Linked DNA regions of Homo sapiens: all the other regions are linked to region 1. The links are chromatin loops, found by intact Hi-C in ENCODE. Cell type or tissue: heart left ventricle. All regions are shown on one strand. Links, peaks and the distances in the headings refer to the core of each region. The heading gives the core; the rest is flanking DNA.

Region 1 (5,314 bases), core at 214-5,213:
GGTCAGGCCTCTGCTAAGGCACAAACAGTCCCCTCTTCCTTTCCTGTCTCCTGGTGGGAAGCTTCTGACTGCCGGATCCGATTCTCCTTGCACGAGGCCACATTTCCTCCCAGCTCTGCCCTCAGTTGTCCCTGGGGGGTGGGAGTGGGTTCGAGTCAGGTCACTCCACCAGCCTGCCAGGGCCAGAAGGCAGAGCCACCATCCCTGTCTCCCTGCAGCAAGTGAATCCCAGCCCCTCACACCTGTGAGGTTTTGCCAGGAGAAGCCTGCTTCTGCCTGGGCTCACCTTGCTCCCCAGCAGCTGTCTGAGGCCTCTCCAAGAGCCTCCTTGGCCCCCTTCTCATTCTGTCTTGCTCAATATGGGCAGATCTAGGAGAGTGGGAACCCTAGGGGCTCCTGCAGGGGCTGGGCCGGCACTGACCTTACAGCCCTTCACCCTCACCCCATGTTCCTGCCCTGATCCAGAGGGGAGTGCTGGGAGCAGGGAGCTGCTGGCCCCAGAACTGCTGAGACCCCCAATCCTTATCGCTCATTCCCACCTGCCAGCCTGGCCAGATCGGGGAGGGAAAGGAGGCTGGGCCCGGGCCAGGGTGGCGCTTAATGACCCTCCGGGGGCCTAATCTCAGACTGGCAGCCACGGAGTGGCTCAGGCGCGCTCCTGGAGAAGGCTGATAACGCACCAGCTGGGCCCCCACCATCTATCGCTGCACAGCCAGTCCCAGGGGCAGCCTCCCAGGGCCTGGGGAGGGGGAGCCTCTGGACTAGGGCGGGGCTGGAGGCGAGCTCTCCACCCCCAGCCCTGAGGGAGGGGATCCTGAGCTTCGTGATTGGCAGACAAGGGAGAGACCCAGCCTGCAGGAGGGGTGGGCTGGGCCTGGTGGGAACCTCCAGACACCTGTGCTCCTTCTCTCTTTCCTGCTCTCTTCCCAACCTTTTCTCCCCACGTAGGACCTCTCCTGCCCAGGCCTGTCTCCTCTTTGTCTCTCCCAGCCTCCATCCATCTCTGTCTCCCTGTTTCTCAGTCTCTCCACCTCTGTTTTTGTCTCATCCTCTGCCTCTCTCTCTCCTGTTTGCCTTTCTCCTCCTCCACCTGAGCTCAGTGCCCACCTCCTCTTTCTCTCTTGCATCCCTTTTCAGTTTCCAGCTGGTTCTCTTGGTTGTCCCCTTCCCAGCTGTCCCCTGCCTCCTAAGCTTCCTTGATGTCAACCCTTGGCCGGGCAGTTCCCACGATCTCATTGGTCTCACTTCTGTGTGTGGTATCATCTCTCTGTGGTCCCTTCCACCAGCTATCTGCCAGGATTGCAGGCTGCCTCAAGCCCTGGCTCTCAGCCCAGAATGTCCTCTTACTGTTGAGGACATTTTTGCTCTTCCTGGAACAGGGCTTGCACCTTGTTTTCCCCTCTCCCACCTAAAACATGTAAGTTTCATAGGGTTACATTATAGGTTATACCCAAACTCAGGCAGAAAAGAAAAGCCTCCACCCAGCAACTGCACAGTTGAGGGAAGACTGCAGCACTGCTTACTTCATTTAGACTTGAAGAGGAACTTCCAGCCAGGAGTTGGCTTTGAAAACAGGCTGTGGAGTTCCGTCTCCAGAGTGCCAGGTGGTCAAGGGGAGTTTCAAGATTACTGCCGTCATACTCAGAGTGACACATGCAGAAATACTATCTGTTTATTGTGCTTCAAGGATCCATTAGATCAGGACTATTGCTGGGCAAAGCCTCTTCCCGCAGCCTAGGGGTAGTAAAGGTGGGGGTAGAGGTGCTGGGGCTGGGGCCAGAATCACACACAGTCTGCTCTGGCCTCTACCCACCTTCACAGGGAAGTCAGGTGGCTGAAGCCAGCAGAACTTGCTCTGGGACCAGGGTGGAGGCACCTGCCTCCCATCCAGACCTGGCTGGAGGGTCTTGACTCCCTAGCTTGGCTCTCCTCCCAGGGTTTTTTTTTTTTTTTTTTTTTGTCCCTGGCAGTGCAGGGGTGGCCAAAAGCTTGAGCTTGGGAATCATGCCGATTGGTTCAAATTCCAGCCTGCTCCTCGATGCTTGTGGGATCGCCTAGCCTTTCAGATCTTCCATTCCTTTGCCGGTAAAATTGGCTCTATAGTACATTCCTTGCAGGGCTGCTGGGAGGAAACAGAGATGACATCCGTGTTATTATTGCTCCTGAGACTTGCCAGAAAGCCCTCCATGATCAGCGTAGATGCCATTTCTTCCCAGATGCTCCTTTCCCCACTCCTGGGTTCAGCACTTCCTCCGGGCAACTTCAGCCCCTGCTCCTCCCTCTCTTTGCACCCGCCCCACCTGCCCCACTCACTCCACCCACCCCAGGGTGCTGTCTACTTGTCTGCATCCTGCTCCTGCCCTGGGTCTGGGAGCTCCTCAAGGGCAGGAATGGAGTGACTTCCCTCTCTGTGCACCCAGGACAGGGCTGGACAGGAGAAGGGAAGCCCAAGGAGTGGTGAAGAGCCCCGAAGGAAGGGACTAAACTCCAGCCATCTGTCCCGCGGTGTCTGTTCATACTCCTCCTCCGTGCACGGGCTCAGACATACATATGCGCATATGCTCTGTCTCTTTCTGGTTGAAGGTCCTGGGAGCCCTCCGGAACTCTGCTGCCTGGCAGTCCTTCAGTTTCGGGAGCTTTTCTGTCTGCCCGTGGCCTCGGCTGCCACCTGGTGGCTGCACGCTCCAAAGGAAGCGTAGATTGATGAGAGCCTCGGAAGTTGAGCTTCAGGCGCGGCTCTTCCCCGTCACACTGGGACCGGACGCATTTCCATGGCGTGGTCCCAGGAACCTCTCAGGTCATGCCAGCAACTGGGACTTCCTGTGGAATGCAAGGGCAGTGGGGCCTCCGCGAGAGAGAGAGAGAGAGAGAGAGAGAGAAGAGAGAGATATTAAGGATGAATCCCAGTGTCTGCTCTGAGCAAATTGGAAGACGATGGCATCAGGGGCACTGCTCTGGGCTATATAGACTGTGCCTCCACTAAAGGGTCCCTGAGACCAGGTGTGGGCCCGTATCCCTGGAGGGAGAGGTAACTTCCTCTGATTCGAAGGCATCATATAGGCTAGTGAATGGCACTGAGAATGGCAGATGCCAGGGACAAGCAGGAGCATGTGTGGGATGAGGATGCGGCGTGGATGTGTGACGTTTCAGAGCCTGCAACACATCCGTAGGGAAGTCCTGGAGGAGCAGTTGGGTGCATGGTGGAGTTCTGAAACAGCTGGGCAGTCGGCACTTGAGCCAGAGATTCTGCTTTCGACCTGGATGCCCATTGAGAGGTTAAGAGCTCAGGTCTGGGTCAGGCAGCTTGGAAGCAGCACAGCTTGGACACTTGGTAGCCTGGGACTGTGGTTAAATCAACGTGACTCTCGGAGCTCCAGTTCACTGTAAATTAGGGCAGTAAATGATGTCTACATGATAAGTGGTGTTATGAATGTTAAACATTCACATGAAATACATAGAATAGTGCTTAGCATACAGTACACAATAACTGTTAGCTATTTGGAAAATTACTATTGTTATTATGATTATTTATTACAGAGTGAACTGAATTGGATGCAAGATCACGGTGCGTCAGAGCTAGCAAGATCCTTAGGATCATTTAGCCTGGTTTACTAATATTACACTATGGAATTTAAGCCCAAGGAATGGAGAGTACCCGACGAGCGTTATGTAAGGAGTCGAGTGAGAAGTAAGCTGGATGCTCTGCTTGGCTGGCAGGTACAGAATGTGCCAGACCCATCTGTACCAGCCTGGATCTCTTGAGGCATCAGCACAATGGACCTGGCCACACCAGTTTATTCCACACCGCTGAGGCTGGTACAGTTCTGGACATGGACTTTGTAAATAAATAACTGGGCCTTTGGTCAGTTCTAGCTGTGAGCTTGGAGGTATGGGGTGGGATGGTGAGGACAGGTGGGGGCAAAGTGAGGAAAGGGGCAGGGAGGAGAGGGGAGAGAGAAAAAGGGGAATGAGACAGGCTGAGCTAGTGAGCTGGAATTGGAGGTTGGGAACAGGCTTTCCTTGATGGTGGTGGTGCTGTTTTCTTTTTAATTTTAATTTAATTTTATTTTAAGTTCCAGGCTACATGTGCAGGATGTACAGGTTTGTTACATAGGTAAAAACATGGTGGTTTGCTGCAACTGTCAACCCATCACCTAGATATTAAGCCCAGCATGCATTAGCTATTTATCCTGATGCTCTCCCCACCCCTGCCCCAACAGGCCCCACTGTATGTTGTTCCCCTCTTTTTTGTTCACTTAAAAGATCCCACTTTTAAGTGAGAGTATGCAGTGTTTGGTTTTCTGTTCCTGTGTTACTTTGCTGAGGATAATGGCCTCCAGCTCCATCCATGTCCCTGCAAAGTACATGATCTCATTCCTTTTTATGTCTGCATAGTATTCCATGGTATATATGTACCATATTTTCCTTATCTAGTCTATCATTTATGGGCATTTGGGTTGATTCCATGTCTTTGCTACTGTGAATAGTGCTGCAATGAACATATGCTTGCATGTATCATTATTTTTTTATTTTTTTTGAGATGGAGTCTTACTCCCTCACCCAGGCTGGAGTGCAATGGTGCAATCTCTGCTCACTGCAACCTCCTCCTCCCGGGTTCAAGCAATTCTCGTGCCTCAGCCTCCCGAGTAGCTGGGACTACAGGTGCCTGCCACCACACCCGGCTAATTTTTTTGTTTTTTTGTATTTTTAGTAGAGACGGGGTTTTACCATGTTGTTCAGGCTGGTCTCGAACTCCTATCCTCAGATGATCCACCCTCCTGAGCTTCCCAAAGTGCTGGGATTACAGGCATGAGCAACCACACCCAGCCACATGTATCTTTATAATATAATGATTTATTCCTTTGGGTACACACCCAGCAATGGGATTGCTAGGTCAAATGCTATTTCTGGTTCTAGGTCTTTGAGGAATCACCACACTGTCTTCCACAATGGTTGTACTAATTTACATTTGCTGGTGCTGTTTTCTACATTGAATCTGAGGGCTACTGTATGATGTGTAAGACACTTTCTGATTGGAGCCTCACAATGATCCTACCAGGTGATTACAACTGAGCCCAAGTTTTAGAGGAAAAAAATGCAGACTCAGAGAGAGAAAAGTGATTTGCCCAAGGTCACATAGCCAGCTAGTGGCATTGAACCCTGGCCTTTTGACTTTAAATCTATTGCAAATTCTACCCCAGCATAGGGTTCTCTTTGGGGTGTGTGTGTGTGTGTGTGTGTGTGTGTGTGTGTGTGTGTGTGTGAAATGGGGAGATAAAGAAGCCAACAGTGTTTGCCTTTGCAGAGCATGCAG
Region 2 (5,314 bases), core at 87-5,086, 430 kb after region 1:
TCTGGAATTGGCATTGGGACCGACTACAGCTCTGCCAGACACACCCAGAAGTGGGTAATGGTTTCTTCAGTGATCAAAACTCCCAAACGAAGCCAGGCAGTTAAAATCAGCACAGATGGATTGCGAAATGGGTTCCTCTACAACATGGTTAGTGCCTAATAATAAAACAATCAAACCATACATAGTACAAACGTGTCTGACAGTGGGAGAGGACACAACAAGGGCAGAAAATGTGAATTAGATTCTGCCAAAATAAGACCCCCAGAAAAAGCCTGGGGCTTGACTATTCTAGCCAGCTGCCTCTAGGACCCTCCCTCAGGAAGATATTGAGGTTCCCAACTGTTTCCAGCAGCAAGTGCAGAAGAGGAGGAATTACTTTTGCTTAATCAGTGCTCTCCACTTCACTGAAAAGATGGAAGCCCTGGAACATAAATGTATTACTCACCTTCTTCTATCTCCAACCTCATCTTGTCCCTCTCCCTCTCTTCCGATAAATGACAGAAAAGATGATGAGTAATACAAGAGGCCAGGAGCTACACAGAGATTTTATAAAGACTTGTGGGCAGACTTTTGGAAAGGAAAGTGGTTGAGGAAGGAGGCAGGAGGGAATAGACCTCAAAGCTTATACCAAGGCAGAATTCAAAGACAGGATCTCCCTCAGGCTATGGCAGGGTGAGGAGGGTGGGAGGAGGTGTGCCCTAACTGTGTGTTGGGTTCTGGAGGAAGGAAAACCCTGACCAGCAGGGACACTGAGGCTAGTTCTTTCTTCATGCATCTTTGCAATGTTTTCCCATCACCCAGGAGGAGATTGAAGCAGCAGGAACCCAAAGCCATGGGCCTGAGCAGTAAAGCCATCTGAGGTCAAGTTCACCCACTAAGCTACTACTGTGTGCCAGCCCAGCACAAGGGCTGGGAACACACAGTTATCTCGAACATGATCCCTGCCCTCCAGTAGCTCACAGATGAGTGGAAAAGAAAGACACAGAACAAATCAAGGCAGTTACGCATTTTTTGCTGCTGGGACCAAGGTGAGGGGAGTGGAGAAGAAATTTGTTCCAACCAGGGTGGAAAGGAAAGTCATGAAAGCCTTTCTAGAAGAGGGGCCATAGAAATGAGTCTGGAAAGATAAATGAGCACTCCCTAGCAGGGAACATAGTTTAGGTAGACAAGGCCATTGAGGCGGAGTACAGCTGGCCAGTTGTTGGATAAACCTGGGGTAGTGAGCATGAGGATGGGGCAGGCTGAGGGAGGAGGCTGGAGGGGCAGGCCAGCCCAGGTCATCCCTGGCCTTGCAGGGATGGAGCAGGGTTGGGGCTTTACCCTACAGGCCATGGGGAGCATCAGAAGGCTTTAAGGGAATTAAGGCATTGGCAGTAATGTCCACTCTGGCTGCTATGTGAGGAGCGATGTGAGGAGTTAGATCCTCATTAATATGATTATTATGGGGATATTAATTTATGCAGGTGGACCAGAGGGTGGAACATCAGTGAGAAAGGCTGGCAAGAGATGATGGAGGCTTATATTAGGGCAGTGGCCATGGAGGAGTACCTGGATGCAGGGGTTTGGGGGAGCAGAGGGAACAGCAGCAAGACCAGGATAATCAACAAGGTCAGAGACCAGAGATCCAGATTCAGCCCAGTCCAGTGTTCCAGCCTCTGGCCCCATGCGCCTGCTGCCTGTCCCAGCTTTGGATGGAAAAGAAGTAGAGGGAGGTGCAGAAAAAAAGGAAAGGAAGGTATGAGACGCTGAGCAGTGACAGAATTGGGAGGTAGGAGGCGGACTGCAGCATGACCTCTTCCTTGAGCTAAGGAGCTGCACTCAGCACTGTGTGGTATGAACTTGGAGAAGTAGGATGGCTGGGAGGGAAGAAGACCCTTCCCTGACTTCCTTCAACAGACGTTTGTCCTGGGCCTGCTAAGAGAGTTGGAACTAGCAGACCTGGTTCAAATCCCAGGCAAACCAGTTACCAACTCAATGGCTTCACGTAAATGACTAAATCTCTGAGCCAGTTTCCCCATCTGGAAAATAGAGATGGCCATCCCTGCCATGGAGAGCTGCTTTAGGAGTTATAAATAATATGTATTATAGTAATTGGGCACAGAGTGGGTGTGCAGCAAATGGCAGTCAGTATTCTTTGCCTAGAACTCTGCTGAGGCTCTAATCACATACTGTGAGGGTGAACCTAAACAGTCCTAGGCTTTGGAAGGCTCTGTGTTTCCATGCTTCCCTCTGCTGGTCAAAAGAGGCAGTCTCCACTGAGGAGAGAATCGCAGGATGCTAAGACCAGACACAGCTCCCCGCCCCCTACCTAGACTAAGAATCCTCTTATATTGAACCTCAGGGTGAATCCTTCCAAAGGCAGCAGATGTGATGTAGCGTATAGACCACCAGCTACTTACCAACAGTGTGAAGTTGGATGCATCACTTCACCTCTCTGAGACTTTGTTTCCTTGGCTATAAAATGGGGTGATAATCTCTGACATGTTTCACAGTGTTGCTGTGAATCCCAAATGAGATTATGTCTATGGAACTTTTTAGAAAACCTGAGCTACGCATAAATGTTAGTGATCAGGCACTTTCTGATGTCCCTTCCCCACCACGCTAGGTGCTCATGCTGGCTGGGTATGTGCTCATGAGCACCCAGCATGAGCACCTCGTGTGGTGGGGAAGGGGCATGAGAAATATAAGAAGCTGCCCCCATCCTTGAGGAGCTCCAATCCAGTCAGGGAGACAAGTCATGCTTCAGGCAGTTATTGATGCTATGGGATGGGGACTCTGTGTGCCCAGAGGAAACAAGAAAAGACCTGCTGTTCTGTTGGCCTGTTCCAAGACCCCCAGTTTTTCATCCCTAAAAGTGCAGAGGCTGAAGCCACGTCCAGAATGACCAATAGGTCTCCAACTATTGCATATCTTGGTATAATCCTCCTTTCTGCCCCTCAAGGCCATCTTCCCCAAAGCAGTGAACAGGGAAATGTGGAAAGGGGTCGCCAGAGTCCACAGGCTAAAACCACAGCTGTCTCCAAGTATAGAAACCACCTCATATTGGGGTAAGACTCTCAAGAGACTGCTGTACATTGTAATACCTTCTCACCAGATTTCCTGGGCCAACCCCTAATGGGCTTCACAATTACCCTCACCTCCAAAGCTTTATTTTGACTTCACCTCACTAAACTTGTTAGATCACCATAGTTGGGTTTCCACCAAGGAAACTTACCCTGGTTTCCTAAATCTATAGAAACTCCTGAGGACATGGGTATGGACAAAAAATTACAGGGATAGAGGGAGGTTCAAATAGTCAAACAGGAATAAACTGGCAGGGAAACCGAGGTATACTTAGCCCTTCCTTAGAATTTAAAATCAGGAAAGAAAATGTTTTTGTCTGACAAGGAAAACATATAAATAAGCATTTTCCAAAATGAACTATTCAAAATGCTGATTTATTGCTAGACGTCAATAAATTTTCCATGGGAAAGGGGCTCCATGATCAATTAAACTTGGGAAACTGAGTAAAAAATAAATTTTGCTGCAAGATGCGTCAGAGCCTTCATTATTTAATGCCATTAGGACTCCTCAAACAGAATGGAGTGTAGTATATGCAGTATTTCCTAGGTTTATTTGACTAATGAACTGCTTATTCCAGACACTCTTATTAACATCTTATGGGACTTCAAGAATTTCATGAAGTTAAATGCTGATATCTATTGTGGTTCCCTTTGTGCCCTAGCTTCCAGGAAGCTCAATGTTAACCATAATGCTTATATGGCAGAAAGCATATAGCTCAGGTCTGAGATGGAATTATCTCCCCTAGTAATATTTCAGGATTCCTGGACAAGACATTGCTATTATTCCATAGCATTATAGGACAGATGTTGCTACAGAGAGTGTAACATTTCCTCCCACCCCTGACTACCCTTAGGCTCTATTCCAGGCTCATTAATGTGACCCCCTGAATCTTAGGTCTGGTTATTCCCAGCCCCTTAAGGATGCAGCACAAGACTAGGAGCCAAAGACTGTCCCTTGAGGGACTGTCTCTTGGGAATTCTCAAGGTGAAGGCTTACAGACCATCTGCTGCCAAGTCTGGGGAAGTCGCTAGGGTAGATAGTGACCCCATAATCCCTGAGGAATCAGAACTGCCTGCTCATTCCTTGGACCCAAAGAAAAGTCTTAGTCCACCTCCAAAATTGCCTGAATTGATAAGGGCTGTCCCAGGACAGTAGCTACCATGATGACCCTGCTCTACTATGAACCCCTAGCATATTACTGCCCCTAAGGACAGCTGAGGAGCCCTGGAATGTAAAATGGGCCTCTGCATGTTGCGGGAGAGACGGCTAGGACTTCCTGAGTTAACCAAAACCAGAAGTCTAATGCTCAAACCTCTCCAGGGAAAGAAAAAAAAAAAAACCCTGAGATCTTCCTAATCCCCCTGGAGACTGAGGAAGGCACCTCGATTCTTCCTCCAACCCATTCAATTGTCAGTTCACTGGGGAAGCATTACAGAATAGTGATTAAGACAAAAGTATTAGGAGTTAAATCTGAGTTCAAATCCAAGGTTTTCCACTTTATAGCTACTATGGTGAGTTGCTTAACTTCTCTGAGTCTGTTTGCTCATTTCAAAAAGGAGATAATAAACTTGGTGTGGTGGCTCACACCTGTAATTCCAGTATTTTGGGAGGCTGAAGTAGGAAGACTGTTTGAGCCAGGAGGCCAAGGCTGCAGTGAGCCATGATCATGCCACTGCACTCCAGCCTGAGCAACAGAGCAAGACTTTTCTTTTTCTCTTGAAGAAAAAGAAAAAGACAGATAATATTGTACCCATCTTATAGTGTTGTTAGGAGGATTAAATGAAATTATTTATATAAACTGTACTGTGGTATGACGAAATGTTTAATTTCAAAAATAAATAAAAGAAATAGACCACATCTGTGGTGTGGTGAAATAAAACAAGTAAATAAAAATTAAAAGTAAATTATTTATATAACATAGCACAGAGCTCAATAAGTGGCTATTGTTATTCCCAAGCATCCACTCTGGGCCCTGACATCCTTCAACAGACATTTGTCCTGGGCCTGGTAAGAGAGTTGGAACCAGCAGACCAGGTTCAAATCCCAGGCAAACCAGTTAACAACTCAATGGCTTCAGGTAAATGACTAAATCTCTGAGCCAGTCTCCCCATCTGGAAAATAGACATGGCCATCCCTGCTATGGAGAGCTGTGATGACCTGCTCTACTATGAACCCCTAGCATATTACTGCTCCCAAGGACAGCCCCCAAGGACAGTGTCGAGTAACATAGATTCAGAGACCAATCAATTTG
Region 3 (5,314 bases), core at 243-5,242, 250 kb before region 1:
ATGTGACCTCAAGCATGCCCCCGCCTCTTCCAAGGCCTCAGTTTCCTCATCCAACATATGAGAAGTGTATCTCCATCACAGACAATCTGGGTCTAGAATCAGGGCTCTTAACTACTGTGCCATACCTATCACAACAATAATCATCATGTTACTGCCTGGCCTTGCCCTGCCCAGCCCCCTCAAGGTCTGCTGGAACAGGCTACTCCTCATCCTCTGCCTAGGTCAGCCCAAAATGGTGACAACTGCTACATGAGCTGACATCACAGGCCTGGGCAACCCAGAGGTTCCCAGTCTGCCAAGGGCCTCATTTCCAGCCTTGAAATTTGACTCCCCATTAGTTACATGAACACCTCTCACAGGGGCTCTGTGTGATCTTTCCTCATCCACACCTTCCTTCAAAGTTGGGGCCACTCATATCTGGGGGACTAGAGGCAATGAAATGGGAAATCTGAAACAGTAGTGGAGCAGATCTTACAGCATTATCCTATGGTCAGAAGAAAGGAGTCACAACTGGGGACCCAGATGGGGAGACAGCACCATTTGGCAGGAAGCCTGGAGGCCTGAATGGTGGAGGTCCAAAAAGCTGGTTCCCTATACCTGCCATGGATGCCCAGGATTTGGGGGCTAAAAAGGAAAAGGAGCCACCACCCTGAATGGATTGACAGCCACGGCACAGCACACCCCAGGGTGGGCATGGCAAGTACCCATGCTTCCCAAATCCAGAGGCCAGGATACCTTGTGAAGGGACTGGTGGCAGACTGATGGAAAGGCCCTGGAGAAGAAGGCAGTCGGGTTTGAGAAGGTGAAAATCTGACTGTGGTCATCAAGGGTCCCTTTGAGAAATAAAAGAGGACTGCTGTTGAAAGGAGCCAGTGTGACCACACAGGGGACGTAGTGCCTTGACAAAGGCTGCATGGAAATCCACTTCCAGGGATTTCTCCTGCTGGTATACCTGCACACATATGGTATGACATATGTACAAAGTCACATTGTGGTGCTGTTCGGAATGTCAAAAGGTTGGAAACAACATAAATGTCTATCAAGGACAGGTTAAGCAAATAATGAAACATCTGAAAAAGGGACCAGTATACTGTAAAAGTAGAATATAGAAGTTCTTTATGTACTCAGCTGGAGAAAGCACCAAGATACGTTGTTTGTTTGTTGTTTGTTTTTGTTTTTGAGACGGAGTCTCGCTCTGTCTCCCAGGATGGAGTGCAGTGATGTGATCTTGGCTCACTACAACCTCCACCTCCCGGGTTCAAGCGATTCTTCTGCCTCAGCCTCCCGAGTAATGGGATTACAGGCAAGTGCCACCACACCTGGCTAATTTTGTATTTTTTGCAGAGACAGGGTTTCACCATGTTGGCCAGTCTGGTTTCGAACTCCTGACCTCAAGTGATCCACCCACCTTGGCCTCCCAAAGTGCTGGGATTGCATGCATGAGCCACTGCACCCAGCCAAGATACATTGTTGAGTGAAAAAAAAATTTCAAGATATATAGAACAGTGTAAACATGCATCCAATTGTGTTTTTCAAGGAGAAAATAATGTATACTTGTATTGGTTTACGTATGAAACAAAAATATCTAGAAGGATGAATAAAAATCTAGTAACTGATTATACACTAGGGCAAATTGGAAACAAATGGGAGACTTCATGGATGACTTTTTTATATTTGTAAAGTGAAGTGAATGTATTACTTATTCAACAATTAAAAACTTTAAAAGAAACAGTTGGATTATTTCAATAACTAAGACTGAGTGTGCAGAACATAAGAATAAAAACCATTACTATGAGCTGAACACTTTTTATGGGCTCCAACTTGAAAATATGGTTGGTGGCTATGAATGTTGAAAGCAAGGGACGTGAAGCCAGACATGTGAGGTGCCTGTGAGTATCATCTGCCTGCCCATCAGACAGGGAAGCAGTTGAGTCTGCTAGCTAGGACCCCAGATTTTCTGCCTTTCCTCCTTCCTGTTCTGTTCCCATCCCTCTGTCTTTGGCTCCCTCCCTCTGTTCGTCCCATCTAAATTACTTTGAAAGTCTGCCAGCTGGACAGGGGTTAGGATGGATAGAGGAAGAAGGGATTTCACAGGAACAGGAGCAGCAGGCCCTCCCCTCCCTCCTTTCAGAACTCCAACCCACCACCTTCAGGAAGCATTCCTTTGTGAAGCTCACAAAACCCCAGCCCCTTCATAACTCAAGGGAGACAGACTGATGCCCAGGGTGGGACCTGTGTCTCCCTCAAGCAGGGTCCAGGCCTCTTGTCTCTAAGTCTCATCAACTCCCTAAACCCCAAGTCCAGCCTCCAGATAAGGGCAGTTCAAACCAAAGCTGCAGTATGCCCAGCTCTGGCCAGGCTGCCCAGTGAGGGACATAGTGGAACAGAGAAGACACAGGCGCTGTCTGGGAAGCCCCAGTCAGGCAGGGTAGAAAATCCTCACCCATCATCACAATGCTTTAGCAGTCACAAAGGCCATCCCTACCCAGACAGAGAGGATCGGGCACATTCTCTATTTCGAGGTAGACTGAGGCTGAGTCAGGATAGAGGCTGGAATTGGTGAGTGACCAAGGAGACCTAGCAACCCCTCATCTCATAAAGCATTCTACATACTATATTGTCATCTGCCAATATTTGAGCTCTCTGAGCGGGGACAGTGTCTGATACATCTCTGAGTCCTCAGCTGGGAAAGAGCACAGGACCTGGCACAATCAAGGGACTTGGGGAGAGGCAGTAATTGCTATGAAGTGCAGAGAAAGTAAAGGACTTGCCTAAGTGTTTGACCTGAGACTAGACCCCAGGTTTTCTGCCTCCAGCCCAGCCCCCTTTCCTCTGTCTCCCTCTTACAGAGTAGATAAATTGTCTGCACCTAGGGCCACCAACCTCACACCCATTCCAATTCCATTTGCAGTGGAGCAACTACCAAAGCCTGTCAAGAGGAAGTGGGGAGGGTGAAAGATCTGGGAGGGTTTTCTAGAGGAGGTGGGAACTGCAGCTAGTTTTCCTCTTCTGCACCAAACAATTGGTTTCCCTGCTGGAGCAAGTGCCTTTCAGCCACCAGGGGCTCCTGCCAGCCCAAAATAGCATCCAAATGGATCCTGACTTCATTCCAGTGATTTCCTGCTCAAATCAGGTGCACACGAGGTGGCCAATAGGTGGCGCTTTTATCTCCAAAAATTGATGGGAGAAAGGAGATTAGAAAGAGGGAAAGGGGAGAGAGGAGTATTCGGGTGTGAAAAGGGTGTGGGGAGTGGAAGACAGACAAAAAAAGAGGAAACCAAAGACCTGTCATCACGGCTGGAAAGGCTCTTTTCAAGATCGGGACAGTGGGTGCGGGTGTAGGGGAGGAGGATATTAGGGTGAACTGAATAATTTTATTGGTGCCTGGGGCTTTTCATCCAAGTTTCCACCTCCACTTGTTTCTTCCTGAGAGAAAGGAGAATGACTTTGAAGCCAGGCAGACCTGGAAGCAAGTCCTGGGTCAGTCACTTTGCAGCTTGACCTGGGTAAGTCACTTAACCTTTCTGAGCCTGATTTTCATCATCTATAAAGGTGATGATGCACAGTTCCTACAATGGGGAGCAAATAATTCTAAGAATGCCATCTTTGCATTCCAGGAATAAACTGCACGATTGCATATTTTTTTTGTAATACATTACTAAGTTTAATTTGCTGATATATTGCTGACAAGTTTTGCATCATCTTTCATATGTGAGATTAGGCTATATTTTGTGTATTCCTTTATCAGGTTTTGATAACATAATTAGATAACATAGTCCGTAGAATTGGGATGACTTCCATTTTTTCTGTGTTCTGGAGCAATTTATGTAACTAGAGAAATAGGTTCCTCAATGGTTTGACAGAATTCACAGGAAAAAAACAGCTAACCTAGGTGCCCTCTGGTGGGAGCAGTGGAGGAACCATCTCTGACAATGTTGTCTGTTCCTTCTGGGCTAATAGGTATATTGAAATTAGTTACTCTTTAAATTAGGCAAGCCAGATCAGCGGTGACTACCAGCAAAATGACCACTCCAAGCTTTCAGGGTTGGCCTGAGGCTATGATTAAATGGGAAAGCGTTTGGCCTTGGTAGATTAGGATGGTAGATTAGGATGATGTTAGCCAATGGCTGATTCTTTCTATATAGCTTTGCATATCTACTTTTTTCCACTTGCACCTCCACCTCTACCAAACCACCACCCTTTCCTGCCTGGATGCTGCAGTAGCCTTGTAACTGGTCTCCCTACCCCACCCCAGGGCCCCTCTAACTCTGTGTCCGTGACATATTTAGGGCTATGAAATTTCCTCTGAGCACAAGTTTGACTACATTCTTTAGATTTTAATATGTACTGTTCTTACCTTTATTAATTTATAAATAGTCTGTAATGACAACTTTCTTCTAACCAAAGAGTTATTTATTTAGATAAATGTTTTAAAATGTTTAATTGCTTAGTTTGAAGTATGGTCCAAGAATATATACTTTTTTTTTTTTTTTGAGACAGAATTTTATTCTTGCTGCCCAGACTGGAGTGCAATGGTGCAATCTTGGCTCACCGCAACCTCCGCCTCCTGGGTTCAAGCGATTCTCCTGCCTCAAGCTCCCGAGTAGCTGGGATTACAGGCATGCACCACTATGCCCGGCTAATTCGTATTTTTAGTTGAGATGGGGTTTCTCCATGTTGGTTAGGCTGGTCTTGAACTCCTGACCTCAGGTGATCCGCCCGCCTCGGCCAAAGTGCTGGGATTACAGGTGTGAGCCACCGCACCTGGCCCAAGAATATATTCTTATTCATGTGGGAATTTATAAAACTTTTTGAATGTTGGTTTTTTTCGCTATAATAAGCACATTCATATAAGCATATTCTGGATCACTTAGATGACTTCCTTGTAAGAGATACCTAATACTTGAAGTCTTTATTTCCATTTATTATCAGGTAATGCTACTTTAATCTTGAGATGAGGCAAAAAAACAATGTAGATTTTATACATATATGCTGTATTTGGGCCCATTGGTATCATGGCCTGCTACATGAAGGAATGCCTGCAGTTCATTCAAAAGGAAAAAATGGTGTTAGCCAGGCATGGTGGTGCAAGCCTGTAGTCTCAGCTACTCGAGAGGCTGAGGCGGGAGGATCGATTGAACCCAGGAGGTCAAGGCTGCAGTGTGGTATGACTGCACCACTGCACTCCACCCTGGGTGACAGAGTGAGACCCTGTGTTAATCAATCAATCAATAAAATTAAAAATGGTGACTTTAGTCATCACATGGCCCGAGGAATGACAAACCCAGAAAACCTGCTATGGAGAAGTCAGAGC
Region 4 (5,314 bases), core at 109-5,108, 150 kb before region 1:
ATGTCTACTATGTGCCAGGCATTTTTTGGATAATATTCCAACTTTTAAAATAAATCTATCAGAATACCTGTAAAGATTTCTGTGCTGTCTTTTTGTTTGTTTGTTTGTTTGAGACATACTTTCACTCTTGTTGCCCAGGCTAGAGTATAATGTGCAATCTCGGCTCACTGCAACCTCCACCTCCTGGGTTCAAGCAATTCTCCTGCCTCAGCCTCCTGAGTAGCTGGGATTACAGGCATGCGCCACCACGCCCGGCTGACTTTGCATTTTTAGTAGAGACAGGGTTTTGCCATGTTGGTCAGGCTGGTCTTGAACTCCTGACCTCAGGTGATCTGCCCTCCTCGGCCTCACAAAGTGCTGGGATTACAGGTGTGAGCCATCGCACCTGGCCTCAGATATCTTCTAATTGCTAGATTGTGGGGAGGTCCAGTGTGTCCCAGGGGAGAGTTGGAGGACACTGGAAGTGCTTAGGGAAGTAGCCATATGCCAACTCATATGTAAATGTTTCAATATTTTTGTTGTTTCTTTATTTTTGAAACGAGGTCTAACTCTGCTGCCCAGGCTAGAGTGTAGTGGCGCATCACAGCTCACTTTAGCCTCGACCTCCTGAGTAGCTGGGACTACAGGTATGCACCACCATGCCTCGCTTATTTTTCTATTCTTTGTAGAGACAGGATTTTGCCATGTTACCCAGGCTGGTCTCAAACTCCTGGGCTCAAGTGATCCACCCAGCTCAGCCTCCTAAAGTGCTAGGATTTCAGACGTGAGCCGCCGCGCCCCGCGTGTTTCAATATTTTAATCACCAATACAGCCTTTCCAGTTGGGTATTAGTTAAATATCAGCCTTGCCTTGCCTATGAAATTCTCATAATGCTGTGAAGTTAGTACTATCGTTTTACATAGAGCCAGGACCACAAGGCAATGCCAGGCGCGGTGGCTCACCACACGCCTGTAATCCCAGCACTTTGGGAGGCTGAGGCAGGTGGATCACCTGAGGTCGGGAGTTTGAGACCAGCCTGACCAACTTGGAGAAACCCTGTCTCTACTAAAAATACAAAATTAGCCGGGTGTGGTGGCGGGCGCCTGTAATCCCAGCGACTCGGGAGGCTAAGGCAGGAGAATCGCCTGAACCTGGGAGATGGAGGTTGCGGTGAGCCAAGATCGCGCCATGACACTTCAGCGTGGGCAACAAGAGTGGAACTCCGTCTCAAAAAAAAAAAATCAACAACAAAAAAACCCCACAAGGCAATAGATGACAAAGTCAAATTCAAATTCAGCATGTATGACTTTAAAATGTGCATTTCTATACAACACTGACTCCATGAAAAGTTCCATACTCACAAAAATCCCGTCAAAATATGTTATGTTACAGACCAGAAGACTGATCTCAGAAAGATGTATAGCAAGAGCTATCCTTAAAACCCACCCTTACCCATAGATGTTTATCATTGAGTACATTAGGTCTTTTCACATACATTCAGTACCTGCATACTATTCCCAGGGTATATCTATGTTCCTAGCACCCTTTGTAGGGGATTAGGAAATAAGCTTTGTCACCATTCATCAATCCTATTTATCATAATTGCCTCTTAGAGATAGATATCTGTTCCCATACTTTCATTTTCCCAGACTTGACTACTCCCCTTTGCTGCCTATGTTATATTCATGTTTCAGAATTCAGCTTGAGCCTGGGCAATCTAGTGAGACCCTGTCTTTAGAAAAAATTAGAAAAATTAGACAGATGTGATCCCAGCTACTCAGGAAGCTGAGGCAGGAGGATTGCTTGAGCCCGGGAGGTTGAGGCTGCAGTGAGCAGTGATCATGCCACTCCAGCGTGGATGACAGAGTGAGACCTTGTCTCAAAAAAAAAAAGAAAAGAAAAAAAGTTGGGCATGGTGGCTCATGTCTGTAATCCCAGTACTTTAGGAGGCCAAGGCAGGAGGATCACTTGAGCTCAGGTGTTCAAGACAAGCCTGGGCAAGATGGTGAGACCCCATCTCTTTTGAAAAATTGATTGATTGAGACAGAATCTGGCTCTGTCGCCCAGACTGGAGTATAGTGGCACGATCTCGGCTCACTGCAACCTCCGCCCCCTGGGTTCAAGCAATTCTCCTGCCTCAGCTTCCTAAGTAGCTGAGATTACAGGCACACGCCGTTGCACTCCAGCCTGGGCAACAAGAGCGAAACTCCGTCTCAAAAAAAAAAAAAAAAAAAACAACCTCCCAAGACTGGGTTAGGTGTACCTCTTTTGTGCTTCTACCCTCCCCCATCACGTCCCTTGTTATTTCTGTTGTAGGCCTATGTTGTTATGGGTATCTCCACACTAGATTTAGAGCTCTATGAAGGAAGGGACTCTGTCTGATTACTCTTTGTACAGCATTGAACTAAGAGCATGACCGTGTGTTATTGTTACATGATTCACTCTCTTAAGCAAGCAGGTGCATGCTTTGTCTTCAGGCCTTCATAGCTGTCTATTATATTGTAATCTATTTCCTGGAGTGATGCTTAGTACATTGCATAACCTGATACTTAATAGAGTTTCTAAAATGAAGGTCCCTGCTACTCAGATTTGCTTGGTTATTGTTGTGAGGCTTTATCAAAGGACCTGTTCTCAAAGATTCTGAACATTAGTTCAGGGAAACATAGTATTTTTTTTTTTTTTTTGGAGACACAGTCTCGCTCTGTCACCTAGGCTGGAATACAATGGCACAATCTCGGCTCACTGTAACCTCCGTCTCCCGGGTTCAAACAATTCTCCTGCCTCAGCCTCCCCAGTAGCTGGGGCTACAGGTCACACCACCACACCCAGCTAATTTTTTGTGTTTTAGTAGAGATGGGGTTTTACCATGTTGGCCAGGCTGGTCCCAAACTCCTGACTTCAGGTGATCCGCCCACCTCGGCCTCCCAGTGCTGGGATTACAGGTGTGAGCCACCACGTCTGGCCCACATCACATCACTTTGGGAGGCCGAGGTGGGTGGATCACCTGAGGTCAGGAGTTCGAGACCAGCCTGGCCAACATGGTGAAACCCCATCTCTACTAAAAATACAAACATTAACTGGCAGTGGTGGTACACACCTGTAATCTCAGCCACTTGGGAGGCTGAGGCAGGAGAATCGCTTGAACCCGGGAGGTGGAGGTTGCAGTGAGATGAGATCATGCCACTGCACTCTAGCCTGGGTGACAAAGTGAGACTCCATCTCTGAGCCACCACGCCCAGCCCATCTCAAAAAAAAAAAAATGTGATGTGACAAATCTGGCAGCAGACAATATGACTGCTCTCCTGGGAGTGACTTTGTCAGCTGAGCTTAGCTTCATACTGCAGAACTGCAGGCAGACCAGTGAAGGGAGACTGACTGTCTTTAGCTGAATTTACAGCATCTTTGCTAACTTTACAAGCTTAGGTAGGTTGGTTATACCTGCAATTTCTTTGTCTGCAAAATCAGGATGATGGTACATTAGCTCAGTTTAGCAAATACTTTTAGAGAATTTACCAGTATGTGATATTTGATCATTGTATTCATTCCAAATAATCCAAACTTTAAAAAATAAGTAAAATAAGTCAACATGACTTGAGACATAAATTGTAATTGTTGCCTCTTCTAAGATTTTTAAGTGTCTAAAAGGAATTTGGCATAAATTGACAGATTAGCAATCTTCTTTAAAAATATGTTTCTTAAGGCCGGGTGCAGTGGCTCACGCCTGTAATCCCAGCACTCCTTGGGAGGCCAAGGCAGGTAGATCTCCTGAGCTCAGGAGTTTGAGACCACCTTGGGCAACATGGTGAAACCCCATCTCTACAAAAAAATACAAAAATTAGCCTGGTGTGGTGGTGCACGCCTGTAGTCCCAGCTACTTGGGACGGAGAGGGGGCTGAAGTGGGAGGATCACTTGAGCCCAGGAAGTTGAAGCTGCAGTGAGCTGAGATCGTGCCACTGCACTCCCACCTGGGTGACAGAGAGAGACCCCATCTTTTTTTTTAAAAAAAAAGACATAAATAAAATAAAAATATGTGTCTTAAAAGCAAAGCTGTAGTTGTTTTTAAAAATCAGTAGTACAATTTAGCTTAGAAGTGTAAATTGAGAAAGGGAAAGTTGGGTGTTTGGAGAAACTTAGTACAGTAATAAGTAACAGAACCAGGAAGAGGAGAAATAACAGATTCCAACTTCCCTGTTCCTGGTGATAACAATAGCTCTTTAATCCCCATAGCCAGTCTGTTAGCAGGCACCATCAGGGTTTATAGCACTGAACATTTACTTAGTCTAATCATAAAGACCATGTCATGTGGACAGGGACTGAAAAGGAATAAGGAAAAACAATTGATGTCTTTGGGTTGCTATAACAGAATACCATAAACAGGTAGCTTATAAACAGCAGAAATTTATTTTTCACAGCTCTCAAAGATAGGAAGTTAGAGATCAAGGAGCTGGCAGATTTGGTATCTAGTGAGGGCCTGCTATCTTGGTTCATAAACAGCCATTTTCTCCGTGTGACTTCACAGGGCAGAAAGGAGCAAGGGAGCTCTCTGGAGGTTTCTTTTATAAGGTACTAATCCCATTCATGAAGGCTCTGCCATCATGACCTAATCACCTCCCAAAGGCTCCAGCTACTTACTATCATATTAGAGGTTAGGACTTCAACATATGAATTTTGTGGGGAACACAAATATTCAGTCTACAGCAGTTAGAATATAGAATTCTGGATGAATTTTTCCTTTTACAATTTTTTTCTTGTTATAACATTGTTTATGCAACAAATTCATACTTTTAAAAAAATGACAAACTGGAAATGGTTATCTGTGAAGCAAACTAAAGAACTTGGAAATTTAAAAAATAAAACCAGTAGCTTTTCTCTGTAAGGGCCAAAAGTAATAGCAATTCCACAGTGTCTTGAAATGACACATGAATGGCCAGGTGCGGTGTGGCTCACGCCTGTAATCCCAGCACTTCGGGAGGCCGAGGTGGGTGGGTCACCTGAGGTCAGGAGTTTGAGACCAGCCTGACCAACATGGTGAAACCCCGTCTCTACTGAAAATACAAAAATTAACTGGGCATGGTGGTGGGTGCCTGTAATTCCAGTTACTCAGGAGGCTGAGGCAGGAGAATTGCTTGAACCCGGGAGGCGAACGTTGCAGTGAGCCGAGGTGGCGCCATTGCATTCCAGCCTGGGTGACAGAGCAAGACTCCATCTCAAAAAAAAAAAAAAAAAAGAGAAAAAAAAAGAAATGACACATAAATATATATAAACAGAGATCAAAGACTAGCATGGTATCTCTTCAGTCTATTTAAACTGGCCTGTCATCTAACAATTATTCAT

What was found. Peaks named below come from ENCODE experiments on the same cell type or tissue, not always from the same donor. Only the 100,000 strongest peaks of a DNase experiment are listed, where the experiment ranks them.
Region 2: it touches region 1 in a loop (5-fold over the local background); 27 of 110 quality-filtered maps call a loop at or near these places.
Region 3: a loop joins it to region 1, with 8 times the contacts of the local background. A loop is called at or near these places in 78 of 110 quality-filtered maps.
Region 4: a loop joins it to region 1, with 2.6 times the contacts of the local background. A loop is called at or near these places in 24 of 110 quality-filtered maps.

What each region holds. Positions count from the first base shown.
Region 1 is chr1:47,176,673-47,181,986 of GRCh38, reverse strand. It overlaps CYP4A22-AS1 (CYP4A22 antisense RNA 1), which reads left to right and starts at 2,364. Exons shown (of 6, transcript NR_199717.1): 1 at 2,364-2,797; 2 at 3,538-3,862; 3 at 4,918-5,059. LINC00853 (long intergenic non-protein coding RNA 853) reads right to left here and starts at 2,737. Exons shown (of 2, transcript NR_047498.1): 1 at 2,549-2,737; 2 at 1,648-2,119. RefSeq lists a cis regulatory region at 659-676 and enhancers at 595-739, 2,365-2,866. In heart left ventricle, for the core only: a CTCF peak has its summit at 2,666 (motif pointing left); a DNase peak (open chromatin) is centred at 2,686; H3K4me3 peaks cover 959 bases; H3K27me3 peaks cover 761 bases.
Region 2 is chr1:46,744,803-46,750,116 of GRCh38, reverse strand. No RefSeq gene overlaps it. Among named protein-coding and RNA genes, the nearest start is that of EFCAB14, 28 kb to the right of the region's middle. RefSeq lists a silencer at 4,954-5,181. In heart left ventricle, for the core only: a CTCF peak has its summit at 2,235 (motif pointing left); no DNase peak of the experiment used is centred there; H3K27ac peaks cover 180 bases.
Region 3 is chr1:47,422,394-47,427,707 of GRCh38, reverse strand. The region is part of intron 1 of LINC01389 (long intergenic non-protein coding RNA 1389); the gene reads left to right. Among named protein-coding and RNA genes, the nearest start is that of FOXE3, 8.8 kb to the right of the region's middle. In heart left ventricle, for the core only: a CTCF peak has its summit at 3,135 (motif pointing right); no DNase peak of the experiment used is centred there; H3K27me3 peaks cover 1,411 bases.
Region 4 is chr1:47,322,858-47,328,171 of GRCh38, reverse strand. No RefSeq gene overlaps it. Among named protein-coding and RNA genes, the nearest start is that of CMPK1, 8.3 kb to the left of the region's middle. In heart left ventricle, for the core only: no CTCF peak of the experiment used is centred there; no DNase peak of the experiment used is centred there.